Linked DNA regions of Homo sapiens: region 2 is linked to region 1. Evidence: chromatin loops called from intact Hi-C (ENCODE). Cell type or tissue: heart left ventricle. All regions are shown on one strand. Links, peaks and the distances in the headings refer to the core of each region. The heading gives the core; the rest is flanking DNA.

What was found. Hi-C counts contacts between places; a loop is a spot of excess contacts. Peaks named below come from ENCODE experiments on the same cell type or tissue, not always from the same donor. Only the 100,000 strongest peaks of a DNase experiment are listed, where the experiment ranks them.
Region 2: it touches region 1 in a loop (6-fold over the local background); 2 of 110 quality-filtered maps call a loop at or near these places.

What each region holds. Positions count from the first base shown.
Region 1 is chr15:41,899,731-41,908,052 of GRCh38, reverse strand. EHD4 (EH domain containing 4) reads left to right here. Exons shown (of 6, transcript NM_139265.4): 6 at 6,872-8,322. The coding sequence ends at 7,408. Among named protein-coding and RNA genes, the nearest start is that of SPTBN5, 9.8 kb to the right of the region's middle. RefSeq lists enhancers at 3,030-3,099, 3,421-3,924, 3,925-4,429. In heart left ventricle, for the core only: a CTCF peak has its summit at 3,338 (motif pointing right); a DNase peak (open chromatin) is centred at 3,261; H3K27ac peaks cover 1,119 bases.
Region 2 is chr15:42,143,954-42,152,275 of GRCh38, reverse strand. PLA2G4F (phospholipase A2 group IVF) reads left to right here. Exons shown (of 20, transcript NM_213600.4): 8 at 1,499-1,668; 9 at 1,790-1,903; 10 at 2,135-2,172; 11 at 2,428-2,563; 12 at 4,514-4,650; 13 at 4,930-5,152; 14 at 6,035-6,149; 15 at 6,373-6,510; 16 at 6,594-6,701; 17 at 7,632-7,826; 18 at 8,132-8,298. Among named protein-coding and RNA genes, the nearest start is that of PLA2G4F, 8.5 kb to the left of the region's middle. RefSeq lists a silencer at 1,483-1,635 and enhancers at 1,774-2,561, 5,743-6,243. In heart left ventricle, for the core only: no CTCF peak of the experiment used is centred there; no DNase peak of the experiment used is centred there.

The sequences.
Region 1 (8,322 bases), core at 312-8,311:
CTCTACTAAAAATACAAAAATTAGCCGGGTGTGGTGGCTATAATCACAGCTACTTTGGAGGCTGAGGCAGGAGAATTTGTTGAACCTGGGAGGCAGAGGTTGCAGTGAACTGAGATCGCACTGCTGTACTCCAGCCTGGGTGACACAGGCAGACCCCATCTCAAAAAATAAATAAATATATACACACACACACACACACACACACACACACACACACACACACACACAGAGCCTGGGCGCAGTGGCTCACACCTGTAATCCCTACACTTTGGGAGGCCAAGGCGGACAGATCACTTGAGCTTAGGAGTCAAGAGACCAGCCTGTGCAACGTAGTGAAACCCCGTCTCTGCAGAAAATCCAAAAAAATTGGCCAGGTGTGGTGGTGCATGTCTGTAGTTCCAGCTACCCGGGAGGCTGAGGTAGGAGGATTACTTGAGCCCTGGAGGTGAAGGTTGCAGTGAGCCAAGATCGCACCACTGCACTCCAGCCAGGACAACAGTGTAAGACCCCGTCTCAAAAAAATATATACACGCACACACAACAGAGAAATGTCTCTTTTCTTCCAGCAGTGAAATGGGTATTCCTGTGCTCACAAGCTGAATTGGGTTTTTCTGGTCACCAGGTGGTATTGGAGGGCTGTTGTGGCCTCCAGGAGCAGTCTCCCTGGGCAACTTCCCCATTCACACCCCTGGTTATGCCCTGTATCCCATGACCAAGGAGTAAGACAGCTGTTTCCTTGTACCCTTCAGATATTTCAGAAGGGAACTTGGTTTCTTGACCTAAATGAAAGTTATAAAGAAATACAGAGCCTGAGCTGTGGCCCAGTTGGGGCCTCTGTGCCTCGCTGGCTTCCTGAAGTTGCTACAGTGCCTTGCCACAGGGAGACGCTGCTCTTGAGCCCTGGGGCTCCACAGAGGCCTCCCTTGCCAGGCCTCTCCTGCTGGTCCCCTGTGAGCCCGATAATGTAGGGAGCAGGCTCTGGGACCAGAGCTACTCATGACAAAGCTAGCCTGGGCTGGCCAGGTCAGAAGACACCCAGGGTCCTCTGAGCTGGGGGAAGGCAACAAGGAAAGCATGATCTCAGGAGCAGCCATGGCCCACTGAGATGGAGGGTACAAGGAGGGCCAAGCCTTTGCTGAGAATCACCTGGACTCAGGTCTATGCCCAGTACCTTAGCACCACGGAAGGTGGGTGAGCAAGCAAGTGCAGGATCCAGCCAGCCACTCCAAGTGCTGACATAGGAGCAGGCTCTGTGCATGGTCTGCAGCCAGACCAGGTGTGTCACCCCAAGGGGAACGTGGCAGTGCCCAGGCAGGGATGCCCGCAACCCCAAAGCCCCAGAGGGGGTGCTACAGTGTGCTAATTAGCTCTTTTAGTTGTGCATCATGTTAGCAGCTCAGTCACCCTCTTGCCCCACTCTGGCCCATGGCTCCGGTCCAGCTCGACCCCACCACTGCTTCTGTTGAGTGGCACGGCTACCCTGCAATGGTGAGGGCAGAGGGCCAGTGTTACAGCCTTTCTGGGTACCTGCGTTTGGTGGGTCCCAAGCTTTTGTCCTGCATCCAAGAAGAATAAGGTCATGCTGACAATTGAAGAGTGATGAGGGTGGAGGATTTTACTGAGCAACAAAACAACTCTCAGTGAAGAGGGGATGGGAAGATTGGGTTGTCTCTCCTGAAGTCAGGTCATCTCCCCAGTGTGGCTGAGTCTGGGGTTTTTATAGGCACAGGATAGAGGAGTGCATGCTGATTGATTTGTGAGTATGCAAAAAAGGTTAAAACAAAGGCACCAGTCAAAGGTGGACATAACAGTGTAAAAACAATTAGGGAAGGGTAGGTATATGTAAAATAGGTGAAGGGTGAGGATCAATCAAAGAAAAGCAGCCAAATGGAAAGACAGGTTCTCAATCCAGTCCATGGATTTGACTTGTAGCTTGGCCTGCAGGCTTTAAACTGCCTTTGGCTTGAAGATAGGGTTTCACTGGAGACCCACCCCTATCTGCCTCAGCATTTTTCTGCCTCCTGCTGCTATCACTGTTCTAGGCCCCTGGAATAAATCAACACAAAAAAATGAACAAATGAGGCTGGACATAGTGGCTTACGCCTGTAATCCCAGCACTTTGGGAGTCTGAAATGGGAGGACTGCTTGAGTCCAGGGGTTGGAGAACAACCTGGGCAACATAGTGGGACCCGATATCCATTAAAATATTTTAAAATTAGCCAGGTGTGGTTGGCTCATGCCTGTGTTCCCAGCCAGTTGAGAGGGTGAGGTGGGAGGATGGCTTAAGCCCGGAGGTCGAGGCTGCTATGAGCCATGATCACGCCACTGCACTCCAGCCTGGGCGACAGAGGAGACCCTGTCAAAAAACAGAAAAAATGAACAAATGGGGGTAAAAATAATTGACAGCAACCCCACTGTAAGGACACATGTTTCTTGTTACAATATGAGCACTGTTGTGCTTCCATGTAATTGAATTATCTGATGTCTGATATTTAGTATCTCTCTCCCACGTAAGTCTGTGGCTCCATGAGGTCAGTGACCCATGCCCTGTTCACTGCCATATCCCCAGCATCTAGGACGTGGTGAGTGCTCAATTCACACAAGCCAAGTGAATTAGTAAGTTAGTGTAAGGCCATATCACAGCAGGCTCTCAGGCCCTGACGCAGCCTCGATTCCCACAGGGCTTATAGACCAGGGGTTCCCCGTGCCAACCCCTAGAAGCTGCAGGAAGAGGCCTCCTTGGGAAGTAGGCTGAGGCCCAGTCACATCACCCCATTCCTTCGGAGAATCCCCAAGGAACAAGGCAGCCTGGAGCCTGTCAGGAATGCTTAGTGTCACCTGATACTGCAAGCTAGCTTGCTGTCACCGGAAGCTTTGAGGGGCGCGTGTGTGGGTTAGGGCCTGTCCCATCCCTGAGGCTGTTAAAGTCTAACATCCTCTGTAACATAGGCCTTGACAGAGGGGGGACATACGCTTAGAAGTGACCACACTGTGATCTTTGCACATATCAGGGTCACGCAGAGAGCTCGCTGATGCCAGCTTTAGGTTGTTATTCTCCCTGTTCTCTCATGGAGCCAGCTGGTCAGAGTGACTCTTAGCTGTAGCAGTGAGAGGAGAGTGTATTCTGAAGGCCCTTCCCTGAGCTGGGACAGGCCCTGCAACCCACCTGTGTGGCTGCCTGTGCGTGCCTGGCACGCTCTGGGGAGGGACCGTGACTGACAGCACAGTGTTAATACTGCAGGACAAGATGAGCACCCGAAGGGCCACCGTTACTGCTGACTCTGCTCCTCTGACTGGAAGGAGAATTTGGACCCCTCAGCTCATGAGTTGGCAGCATTTCAACAGCAGAGGGCAGCAGAGTCAGCCCCATCTGCTCAGACCCTCTGGTGGATTTGAAAACTCTTCTGGTTAATGTTGGCAATTAATGGGCAAGGGACAGCCCCACCAGAGACGGGGCTGGGAACTGACCTTTGCCTCTTGAGAGGGAGCAATTCCAGGGTCCTGGCTTAGTGGATACAACTGTTGATGGGCAAATACCTTTAAGTTCCCCAGTGTGTATTCATCCCAATAAGAACTGTTTTGGACTCACCGTGGCAGAGGGCAGGGATGATGATGGTTTGGTGCTGATGTCAGGAGTGACATGATGATGGTTTAACTGGTGCCCCCGCAGTCCCCGGTCAAGCCTGGGGGGGACCACAGGGATGAGAATGGAGGGTTTATTTCTTGCCTGCCTCCCAGGACAGGAATAACTGCTGCCTCCTGTCCACCCCTGCAAATATGCGGCCACTCCCCCTGCCAGTTTTCCAGAGCTCTGCAGTCGGAATCCACGGCCCCTGCAGGCTGGTGGGAAGTTTGGGCAGGCATCACCCTCCTTTGTCTGCTGGGCCAGACACAGGGGCTCTGTGTGCGCTCTGAGCGCAGGCTCATTCTTAAGGAAATGGGGTAGGTGTTCACGCACCCGGGGAATCCAAACTCGTTGACCCAGCAGCACTGGGATTTTTGTGGGGGACGCCTGCTCCTCCACCTGCTTAGCGTTCTCTTTTCCATCTCCTTGGCCCATTGAGATGTTGGTGGCAGGAGCCCGAAGTGCAGGCCGCATTGTTTGGTGCTGATGTCAGGAGTGACATGCTAGTGACTGCGTTTGAGAGACCCGGCCTGCAGTACCCGCTGCTCTGAGCTGAGCAGGGGCCACACGCTGGGTTTGCATGGTTTGATGGCTGCTGACTTTACTTCCTGAGAATATGTCAGAGTCCCTTCCCTAGAGAAATGTCAGCCCGTTTAGCTGATATTTCTCAGCTCTGTCCCCCCACCAACTACCACCCAGGAATCCCCTTCCAAATGTCAGCCCAGAATTCCTGCCCTGCCACCCTAGAGACCATGATTTTGATTCTCTATTGGAAACAACCTGTGTGTCCAGCTATAGGGGACAGGGTTAATTAAGAATGGCCCAGCTCTACAGTCTAAGTTCAATATTCTGTAACTGTTAAGAGAAAGGTTATGTAAAAATTAATACCACAGAAATATATGACATATTATTTGTTAAGAGTGTGGTATTGTTTCAGTGTGTGTGTGTGTGTGTGTGTGTGTGTGTGTGTGTGTATGTATGTTAATGGCTAGAAATGCATGCCCAGATATGCTAGCAGAGGTTTTTGCCAGATGATGAGATTATAAATTATTTTAAATTTTTAGTTTTGCTTACCAGTTTTTTCTGTTTTTTTTTTTTACAAGAAAGCATGATATTTATGATAACACCAAGTTTTTTTTTTTTTTTCCTAGCAGCCTGTCACATTGCTTCTGTCCAAAACAGCGAGGTCTGACTTTTCCTTGCAAATCTCCCTGCCTCATCTCCAGAAAATTGCACACCTGCATGGCCTCTCTTTGGCCCCCTCTAGAACTGTACATACAGAAATACTTCACATATAAAACCTGCCATACCTGGAACATTTCTGCATTTATTTAATAAAACTACTGTTGAAGACACTTTTCATCAGATCTTTGAAGCCTGTCATGTAAAGCTCTAGGTAACTCTCGCAGTTCAGAGCCACAGAAAGTTTGTCTCTTGCAATAAACAAGTGTTTTCTCTCCTTAGACAGTGAGGGTCCCCAGGGGTCCCCCTGGGCAACTGAGCTCTTCTCCTTATACAGGCGGTAGTTTTCCTTAACCTTAGCCATCTGATGTGATTATTCCCTTCCTCTCCCTAACATATATATATACATATGTATATATATACATACATATATATACACATACATATATATACACATACATATATATACACACATACATATATGTATACACATACATATGTATATATATATATATGGGTCTAATGACCAGGCTGGTCTTGAACTCCTGGGCTCAAGCAGTCTTCCCACCTTGACCTCCCAAAGTGCTGGGATTACAGGTGTGAGCCACTGAGCCTGGCCCCTCTCTCCCTTTTAATGACTTGGCTTTTTTCTTTCTAATGACTTTATAGATTTCATGTTATCCTTTTCACTGTGTTATGTCAAGTCCTTTTTTAAACAATTGGAGTATCCTTCCTCCATTACAACATAAGCTCATTTAAAGCAGGAATTATGGCTTTTCATATTTATTCTGTATCCCCAAGCCCCAGAACAGGGGCTGGTGCAGAGTAAATGACAAATAAAAGTTGGTCGGGTAGGTGGATGGATGGATGAATTGTTGGCTGAATGGATGGATGGAGGGTTGGTTGAATGGATGGATGGTTAGTTGGAGGATTAGTTGGACAGGTGGGTTGTTGGATGGATGGATGGATGGATGGATGGATGGATGGATGGATGGATGGATGGAGTAACCAAGGAGAACCAAGGTAGGAAGGTCAGTTTCTACGGTGCCATCCACAGAGCCTCTGTGGCATCCTGTAGTCTGCCCCAGCCTGGTTGGGCAGTCACAGTGTTTCCCAGGCCCCCTCTAGAGCCTGTGCTTCTGCTGCTCTGTCTGCTGACAGGCTGCCTCACTCAACAGGTAGAGCTAAGATATGTCCTGACCTGGCCAGTGATACTCAGGCTTACCAGCTACGTTTATTCCCTCGTGCTCCCCAGCCCTACTCCCTGCTCTTACAAGTTCCAGCTTTTGCTTATTTGTCCATATTTTAGAAATGACAGTGGATTCATGATGATTATGTTGTATATGCAAGGTCTCCGTGGCCCTGCCTCGATACCTTCCTGGGGTAGCACAGGTGCCCCTGGTCAGGCCGTACTTGGTGGGGCTGGTCCTACGGGGTTCCTGTTGAGTAGCGCCCTCAGCTCATTCATAAGAGGTTAGAGCCACTAAGAAGCTGTCCTACACTACATTTTTTTACGTGTTCCGAAAACAAGGTATTTAATTAGTTGTTTTATGTAAACATAGTCCTTCTGTCACAGCTCTGTGTTCCAGCACAGAGAGCATTAGTCAAGAGCCAGGAGACAGGGGCTCTGCTTTGACTCTGCCAGACAGCCCCTCACAGCTCTCTGTAAAATGTGGTTCTAAATGCCTGCCCCTCCTTCCTCCCAGGATTGCTATGAAGATCGGCTGAAGTGTGTAGTGAAATCCCTTGAGAAATAGAATACTAACTCTAGAGCATTTTTAAAAAGGCAGGTGAAAGAAGGTTTCTCAGAGTCCTCGGAGGTTGCTGTCGCTCATGCGGCCACCAGCAGAGATTGGCTGCCATAGGAAAAACACTTGTTTCTTGTTCCAAAACAACCACTCCTATATGTGGTACATCTGGATGTGGGAAGCTCCCAAAGAGTGCACTCCTGAGTAGTGGGTGGGACGTCTGCCTGGGGCAGAATTAGTCTCCCTCCAGTGGCCCCCAACTGTTTCCCCCTGAAGAGACCACATGTAACCCATCCTGTGGTTTGTCCTTCTGCAGGAACAGCTTGAGAACTATGACTTCACCAAATTCCACTCGCTGAAGCCCAAGCTGATCGAGGCAGTGGACAACATGCTGAGCAACAAGATCTCGCCCCTCATGAACCTCATCAGCCAGGAGGAGACGAGCACGCCCACGCAGCTGGTGCAGGGCGGCGCCTTCGATGGCACCACCGAGGGCCCCTTCAACCAGGGCTACGGGGAGGGTGCCAAGGAGGGCGCCGACGAGGAGGAGTGGGTCGTGGCCAAAGACAAGCCCGTCTACGACGAGCTCTTCTACACTCTGTCGCCCATCAATGGCAAGATATCAGGTGTCAACGCCAAGAAGGAGATGGTGACCTCCAAGCTGCCCAACAGCGTCCTGGGCAAGATCTGGAAGCTGGCCGACTGCGACTGCGACGGCATGCTTGATGAGGAGGAGTTCGCGCTGGCCAAGCACCTCATCAAGATCAAGCTCGACGGCTACGAGCTGCCCAGCAGCCTGCCCCCCCACCTCGTGCCCCCCTCGCACAGGAAGTCCCTGCCCAAGGCCGACTGAGGGGTGGGCTGCAGAACGGGGTGGGAACTGGGGGACCTGGGCCTCAGGCCTGCTCCACCACTGACTCACCGAATGACCTTGGGCAAGGCACTGCCCTCTCTGTGCCTTGGTTTCCCCATCTGTAGAATGGGGAGGGTGGACACTGGAAACTAGATGACTTCTTTCACCTCCAAAATTCCCTTAGTTTCTATGAAAATATTGGGGGTAGGGGGGTGGATTAGGAGATTGAAGGGTTGAGAAGAAAGAGAAATTGTCCAAAGAGTCCTCAGAACCTGCCTGGAGAAATGCGCATGGGGGTGGGCCTGGTAAGTCCCAGGAACCACAGGAAGTGAGCTAAGGCTCACCCAGAGCAGCTGGGTCTCCAGGCTGCCTGGGCTTTTTGTCCTCATGAACAACTCTGGAGCAGCTGTCTGTCCCTCAGAGGGCACCTGGAGGCAGCAAAGATTATCTTATTTATTTTATTTTGTTTTCTGCTATATTTAGAGTGGCAAAAAAATAGAGCAGAGGGTTTCTGCTGTCTCCAGACTGTCTACCAAAGAGAAGGCGACAGATGCCTCCTGGGTTTGGAAGGGGGATGCACTGTGGATCTGCCATCCATTCTGCAGTCTCCAGCAGAGCAGGCAGTCAGGCCCCAGCGTGCCTCCATCCCAGTGCCCCGATGACCATCTGGTCAGCCCTCCCAACCTCCCTTCCAGGGGGCTTACCAGCAAAGCCATATTCGGCTAGGAATTTGGAATTCACAACCTTTATTAACCCCTGGCAAAACTTCCCGTTTGCATGTCAAATCACATTGAAGCCTGAAAATTAGCTTTTCTTACTGGTTTTTCCAATAAGTAATAGCAAAGCCCACTTATCATACTTAAACTACAGTAAAGAAAAGAGGTGGTTCTCTGCAGTGATCGTTTAGTGTGGCC
Region 2 (8,322 bases), core at 188-8,187, 240 kb before region 1:
TAAGCGCTTGTTAAGCCTGGTCACAGCCTGGCCACTACCTAACATGTTATTGGCCAAAACAGGGTTGAACTCAAAGCTGGAGGGCAGGGTATATAGTTGGCCTCTTTAGCGGGAGGAGCTGAAGTCACATGGCAGAATGAGAATACAGGGGAAATGAAGAACTGGGGTTGTCAAACCCAGTGCCACAGAGGACAGCCACCCAGGCAGGGAAGTCCAGATGTGGGATAGCAGCAGTGGCTGTGTGACAGCAAAGGCCCCTTCCAGTGCTGACAGCCTGAGCCTGCAGGATGAGTCCTGCCCAGGGAACCCTGAGTGCTCACTCTGAGGCAGGCCCTGGGCTAAGCATTTTAATGTGCCTTATAATCCTCCTAACAACCCTGTAAAGCAGGCACAATCAGTATCCTCTAATTCATGAGACTGAGGCCCAAAGAAAACACTTGCTCACGGGCACACAGCCAGTAAGTAGTAGAGCCAGGGTCAAACCCAGGTCGGTGACACTCCGCTTCTCTCAACCACGGATTATATGGTTTCTTCTTATGAATAGCACGTCTCCATCTCAGTCCATAGGCCTTGGCATGAATAAAATATCACTTTCCTTATTTTCTTGAATTCCCTCCCCACACTTGGTCATGTCGAGTCTCCGGGCCTCATCTAGTGCAAGGAGGGGCTGTAGGGCAGGGACTCCTCTGGACCTCTCATCCCTCAGTGTCTGCTGTCCTCGCATACTTTGGGTCTCTGTTGCTTCCATGTTGTGTTAGGGGCTGGGACTCCTGGGAGGCTGTCTGCGGCCCCCTCTGCCCGGATGTCATGTGCAGCCATTTCTCCCTGGGGTCTGGCCTCCTCCCCAGAAAGCTGCTGGGAAGCTGGGCAGGGAGCTCCGGAGCCCACAAGCCCACCCCCTCACTCCTCCCAGCCTGGGCCTCATCTTCCAGTCTGGGCTAGCCCTCCGCCGCTTCTCCAGGACGTGCATCTCTCTGTACCCACGCATCCCATTCTTCCTCCTCCCGCCTCTACAAACCTTCCTCTCCCAACGTTCTACACTTGGAAACAAAGGCCAGAACAACTTGCAGCCTACTGGTTTTCTCTTGGGCCACAAACCTCCAACACAATGAGTAAAGAGGCTGAAGTGGGGCAAGCGGGAAACCACTGCCTGAAAACTGCTCATTCTTATGATAAACATAGAATCATCTCAAATCATCAGCCCCACAGGCTCTGGGCAGGGCCCCTCTCCCTCCCCGCTCCCTGCCTTCCCCTCCAGGCATTTGTGTGCTTCCCACCCTTCCCGAGTCCCAGTTCTGACCAGGGCAGGCTAGAGGACCCAAGAGTCCTTCCAGAGGCTTTCTCTATGAGCAGTGCTCAAGAGAGAGCGGGCGATAAGAGCTGGCATTTCCTAGGGGAAGAGAAGGGAGGGGTTGCTGCTGGGGCGCTGCCAGCATAAGCCGCAGAGACACAGACCCACCCCCTCACCTGCGCACCCACCTGGGCCCTCTGCTCTCAGGCTCTAGGCAGCTCCAGCTGGCAGTGCCTGGAGCCTACGAGAAGCCACAGCTCTTGCCCCTGCAGCCTCCCACAGAGCCAGGCCTCCCACCCACCTTTACCTTCCACGTGAACCCAGTGCTGAGCTCCAGGCTACACGTGGAGCTGATGGAGCTGCTGGCAGCTGTGCAGGTGAGTGCGCCGCCAGGATGGTCGGTAGATCCAACTCAGCCCAGACTGGCGTTCCAGGGCCACGTTGGGGGAGACTTTTCTTCCCTGCTGGAGAGCTTCTTGGGTGTTTTCTTTTCCACAGAGTGGCCCCAGCGCAGAGTTGGAGGCTCAGACCAGCAAGCTGGGCGAGGGGGGCATCCTGCTCTCCTCTCTGCCCCTAGGCCAGGAGGAACAGTGTTCTGTGGCCCTGGGGGAGGTAAGGCTCTGTCTGGGTGCCAGAGGGACCCCTGCCTGCTCTCTGTGACCACCAAGAGAGGTCTGGAGGAGGGACCCAAGAGGGTGGCTGGATCAGGTCAGTCCAGAGGTCAGTTATGATGTCCACATCGGGCCAGAGATCGCAGGGCAGCAAGGGCTGCAGGTGGGGGAGCCATTTCCCTGGGAGAATCCTGCCCAGAGAACTCAGGGTTGGGGCTGCTGTGTCTTTCAGGGCCAGGAGGTGGCTCTGAGCATGAAGGTGGAAATGAGGTGAGTGGGACTCCAGGCAGAAGGCCTCTTGGGGCTGGGCTAGAAGTGCGGGGACATACCCCAACGTGCTCCATTCTCTTGCCCAAGAAGCTCAGGCCGTGGGGTGGGGATGACATTTTTCCCTCCCTGGTTCTGGTGCTGGTGGGCGGATCCCTTGGACCTGCTCCTGTGAAAGACCTGGGCTGGGCCCAAGGCTCTCCTCCACTGGACAGTCACCCAGAACCCCCCACCGCCACCCCACCCTACTTGAGGCAGCTCCGGGGACCTAGACCTACGCCTTGGCTTTGACCTCTCTGACGGGGAGCAGGAGTTTCTGGACAGGAGGAAGCAGGTCGTGTCCAAGGCCCTGCAGCAAGTGCTGGGATTGAGTGAGGCTCTGGACAGTGGCCAGGTACGTAATGGAGGAGGAGCTGGACCCCAGAGCCTCTAGGACTAAATCAAGTCTCTTCCCTTGAGAGGACCAGCATGGCTAAGAGGGGCCAGAGGAGGTTGGCCTGTTCACCTGAGCTGTGGGCACCATCGGCAGAGCTAGGACCCCATATGGGACCAGGGCCAAACGGCCCTGGCCAAAGCTGGATGTCTATGTGGGCCGCCGTAACAAAACCCCACAGACTAGGTGGCTTAAATGACAGAAATGACTTTTCTCTCAGTTCTAGGGGCTGGAAGTCCGAGATGAAGGTGTCATCATCAGGGTTGGTTTCTGCTGGGTTCCCTCTCCTCTTCCTGGTGGAGCTGTCTCGCCATGTCCTCATGTGGCCCTTCCTCTGTGCATGTGTGCAGAGCGTGCGCCTTGGGGTCTCCTCCTCCTCTTCTAAGGACCCCAGTCCTATCAGTTGAAGGCCCTACCCTTACTCACTTCACCTTTATTACCTCCTTGTAGGCCCTGTTTCCAAATACTGTCACATTGGGGGTTAGGGCTTCAACACAGGAATTTGGAGGGGGACAGTTGAGTCTGTAATGTGATCAAAGGGATGTGGAGGTTGGGGGGTCCCTGGGATCCTCTGGGTATAGAGACAGCCAGCCTGTGGCCAGGAGGCAGGAGGAAAGGCGTGCTGAGAGAGGGACTTACAGGGGATCAGGAATAGGCTGCCGGCTTCCTCCAGGCTGCCTGAGTCCTCAGGAGACGCTATCACTGTGGCCCAGCGCTGACAAGGCTAGATCGTTCATTGGGGCAATATGTATGCCCTCTCTGTGCTAGGTGTCTGCTCTGTCTCATCCAGCACTCTGAAGCGACAGCGCCTTCTGTGAGCAGTGGCCAGGGAGCATTTTTTCAAGACAGGAGACGAAAAGAGAACAGGGAAAAGAACAAAAATCCAGAGTGGAATGAGCCAAATCTTACTGGGAAAGCTAAGCAACCAAAAGCATGGACTCTGACCCCTCAGGCACCTCCGATCCTGAGACCTTAAAACCTCTGGGCACCTTTGGTGCCTGGGGGCAGGTCTAGGCTGCTTGCTGGCCTTTGTCACTTTAGCTCGGTGGTGCTCAACGGGGGACAATTTAGTTCCTCCCCACCGCACCCCTGGGGACATTCATCCATGTGTAGAGATCGATTTCATTGTTGCTGCTGGGGAAAGGGGAGGTGGAGGGAGGCTGCTGACTTCTACTGGGTAGAGGGGGCCAGAAATGCTGCTAAACATCCTACAACACACAGGACAGTCCCCACAGCGAAGAGCTACCTGGTCAAGAATATCGAGAGTGCCACGGTTGAGAGGAACCTGCTGTAGCTGATTTTGGGGAATCAGATATACCTTCCAGGTCTATATCTTCCAGGTCGAATGGTTAAGGGCTATCTCTGGAGCCATACTGCTTAGGTGTGAGAGCTCATCACTTAACTGTATGATCTTGGGCACATTATTTAACCTTCCCGTGCCTCAGTTTCAACATCTGGAAAATGGGGTTCTCTCTTTTTTTTTTTTTTTTTTGAGACGGAGTCTCGCTCTGTCGCCCAGGCTGGAGTGCAGTGGTGAAATTTCAGTTCACTGCAAGCTCCGCCTCCTGGGTTCACGCCATTCTCCTGCCTCAGCCTCCAGATAGCTGGGACTACAGGCAGGCGCCCACCACCATGCCCGGCTAATTTTTTTGTAGTTTTAGTAGAGACGGGGTTTCACCGTGGTCTCGATCTCCTGACCTCATGATCCGCCCGCCTCGGCCTCCCGAAGTGCTGGGATTACAGGCGTGAGCCACTGTGCCTGGCTGAAAATGGGGTTCTCATTGGGTTGCTGTGAGGATTCAATGAGATAATACGTGTAAGACTCTTAGAATAATGTCCTACATGTATAGGCAGTAATACGTCAATGACGGTGGTAGTCGGAGTCGTTATCCTTGTTATTATTGTACCCAGGTGCCTGTAGTGGCTGTGTTGGGTTCCGGGGGTGGAACCCGAGCCATGTCTTCTCTGTACGGCAGCCTGGCAGGGTTGCAGGAGCTCGGCCTTCTAGACACTGTGACCTACCTGAGTGGGGTCTCTGGGTCTACCTGGTAAGTGAGGTGGGGGCAGGGCACAGGGTAAAGGAGACCCCACAAAGTGTGGGGTTGTGACCTGGTGATCTTAAGGAGTCCCTGAGGGGCTGGGATCCTGCCTCCCAGGGTGTTAGGAGGGGCAGGAAGAGGCTGAGTCCCAAGCGCCCCTCTGAGTTGGGTTGTTTGCAGGGCAGCAGTGCAAGTGGTGGGGGTGGAGGGCCACTCACAGACTCTGCACCCCTCTCTCCCGTGGCTGTGCTCTCCTGCCCCTGACTCAGGCACACCTCCAATCCCCAGGTGCATCTCCACACTCTACAGGGACCCAGCCTGGTCCCAGGTGGCCTTGCAGGGCCCCATTGAGCGTGCCCAGGTTCACGTCTGCAGCAGTAAGATGGGAGCTTTGTCCACGGAGCGGCTACAGTACTACACTCAGGAACTGGGGGTCCGGGAGCGCAGTGGCCACAGCGTGTCCCTCATCGACCTCTGGGGCCTCCTTGTTGAGTATCTCCTGTACCAGGAGGTGAGAGAAGAGCCAGAAGGAAATACGTAGGCTCCTCTCCACTCCTTCCACCCGCCCCTTGCTTCTGCCTCATCCCTCAGGCTAAGATCTGATTTACAAAGCTGTTCCTGAGCTCTCGGCTCCCCTGGGGCCAGGAGTGTGACTCCAGGGTGGGCTGGTACCATTTTGCCTCCCTAGCTCCTAACCCCTGGGGAGGAGGAGCCTGGTCCGCAGCGCTCAGCTCTGGGTGCATATTAGAATCACCGGCGCAGCTTTTCAAACACACCCATGCCTCGGCCCCCCTTCCAGAGAGAGTGATTTTAGTTGTTCTCAGGATGTTTTGAAAGTGATTTCAGCCCACACCTGGAAGTGAGGCCCAGCGCCACACCCACTTCTCAGCCAATTCCGCCATAACTCACTCCGCCTGGCTGCTCCTGGAACTTCAGACCCAGCTGCAGTTCCAGGCGATAAGATTCGGAGCTGCTCCCCACCACCCCGTGTGTGGAGATCAGTTGTGGGTGGATATCACAAGTGATTTCTCATTTCTAAGTAAATAATCCACGTTTTCTAGTAATTTATTTTTTAAAGAAATTGGACTGGCTTTTCAAGGATTCCTTTAACCATGTCACCCTGACTCCCTGGTGTTCTGATACGCTGTTTTGAATAGTAAAGAAGGAGGGAGGGTGTTCCCATAGTCCCTGGAATTGTACAGACCCACTGTGGGCTCCCCTTGGCTGCGGCCTGAAGCCTGTCCCTCAGAGGGCTGTCCTTACAGCACTGGCCTTGGCGACCCAAAGCCTCTCTTGTGGGCACACCACGCCTTGCAGGGTGCCGGCCCCAGGCCACGGGGATGGGGAATGGAACTCCTGAAAGGCCAAGCTGCCTCCCTTCTTTCCTGCCCAGGAGAACCCTGCCAAGCTGTCTGACCAACAGGAGGCGGTCCGCCAGGGTCAGAACCCTTACCCCATTTACACCAGTGTCAACGTCCGCACCAACTTGAGTGGGGAAGATTTTGCAGGTGCCTGGGTGTGGAGACGAAGGAAGGAGGTAGAGGAGGTGGGGAGGAGGAGGTGAGAGGCCAGGGTGATCAGGGTACCCAGAGGAGGTGGTTGCACACAGGCACCTTGGAGCACAGCGGGGCTGCTGCTTCTTCCTGTCATTGTCAAGGCTAAGATTCCTGCTTGGGCACAAGCACCGTGGTGGGAAGCCCCTGGTGACTTTCCCTTCACTCGGGCCCCTAGAGTGGTGCGAGTTCACGCCCTATGAGGTTGGCTTCCCCAAGTACGGGGCTTATGTTCCCACCGAGCTCTTCGGCTCAGAACTCTTCATGGGACGATTGCTGCAGCTCCAGCCTGAACCCCGGATCTGTTACCTGCAAGGTGAGTCGAGGCTGGAGGGCTGGGGACAGGCAGGTGCCGGGGCCAGGCCCTGACGTGGGGTGGGGGCCTGCCTGTCTCCTTAGGTATGTGGGGCAGCGCCTTTGCCACCAGCCTGGATGAGATCTTCCTAAAGACCGCCGGCTCGGGCCTCAGCTTCCTGGAGTGGTACAGAGGCAGTGTGAATATCACAGGTGAGGGTAGCGACCCCGAGCCCCTCCCACACCACATTCCAGCAACAGGGCCCTGGCAGAGACAAGAAGAATGAGGGAGGGGACAGAGAAGGACTTGGCTGTCCCACTGGATTCGGGGAAGTCCTGAGGAAATGACTTCTAGCTTAGGGTGTCTAGATGCCCAGAGGTATGATCAAGCCACACCTCTGAGTTCTCTGTTCTGGGATCCAATTAGGTCCACTCGGTGCAGGACTACTGGGTATTGGGTTGATACTCTGTCTGCCCCTCTTCAGCCTGGTCCTTAAATGGCTCATGGGGGCCCCACGGTGCAGAGCACCCTTCCCGCTTTTCTCCCCTGGATCACTTTTGCTCTGTTCTTCAGTTCAGCTCAGATGTCATTTTCTCAGACATCCCTTTTCCACTCCATCCCTCCAGGATGCCTGAGAATCTTACCACCATGGTCCCCTAGGACCATGTGCACATCCCTGTCGTCGTCCTTACCCCGGAGCATTGTCATCATTTATTCTCTCTTTATGTGACTTTCCCCCACAAGTAGGCCGTGCACCTGGGAGGGCCAGGGCAGGTCCCGTTCACCTTCACAGCCCTCATGCCTAGTGCAGTGCTGGGCATAGTAATTGCTCAGTCAGTGTTTAATGGACGAAGTTCTGATTGGAAGCTGTAGACTCAAACTTTATTTTAGGAAGGGTGAAAGATAAATTATTATTTAGTAAATGCTGTAGGCAGTTTTCAAAACATAGAGGATACAAAAGAAAAAGTCGTTTCAAAGTGGTTCAATGAAGCATTGGTCAGAGGCTTGGGAGGTGGGGTCAGGGAGGAGGAGGGATGTGGGGAGGGCTCACTGTTGGGGAGGGGCACCCCTGAACTATAAGGACCACTGGGCAAAGGAGGATGCCACTTTCCCCTCTATTTCACTGTCCCGCCCCTGTCTAGACGACTGCCAGAAGCCTCAGCTGCACAACCCCTCGAGGCTGCGAACGAGGCTCCTCACCCCACAGGGGCCCTTCTCCCAGGCTGTGCTGGACATATTCACCTCCCGCTTCACTTCCGCCCAGAGCTTTAACTTCACCCGGGGTCTCTGCTTGCACAAGGACTATGTGGCTGGCAGGGAGTTCGTGGCCTGGAAAGGTGGGTGCTGCCTTGGGTGGGAGATGGGGGGCTTCCCTTCCTGCCTGCACCTCTGGCTCACTGGAGCCAGTGCTGGCTTTGGGCTGGGGGTTGAGGTGTGGTCTCCTGCTGCCTATGGGCTGATGCGGAGCGACTCTAAATACTGCTGGAAGCTGGAAGGCAGGGCCAAGGGCTTGGGGCAGGAGTCTCCATGGCTGTCAGAGAGAACTCTACAGAGAGAAGGCAAACGTGAATGCAAATACAGAAGCGGTTGCTAGCAAGAGTAACTGCATTCGTCCCTGTGCGTACACATGGGTTCCTTGCAGACACACACCCGGACGCCTTCCCCAACCAGCTCACCCCCATGCGGGACTGCCTGTACCTGGTGGACGGAGGCTTTGCCATCAACTCTCCGTTCCCACTGGCTCTGCTGCCTCAGAGAGCAGTGGACCTCATTCTGTCCTTTGACTATTCCTTGGAAGCCCCTTTTGAGGTGAGCTGGGAGGCAGGGATGTGG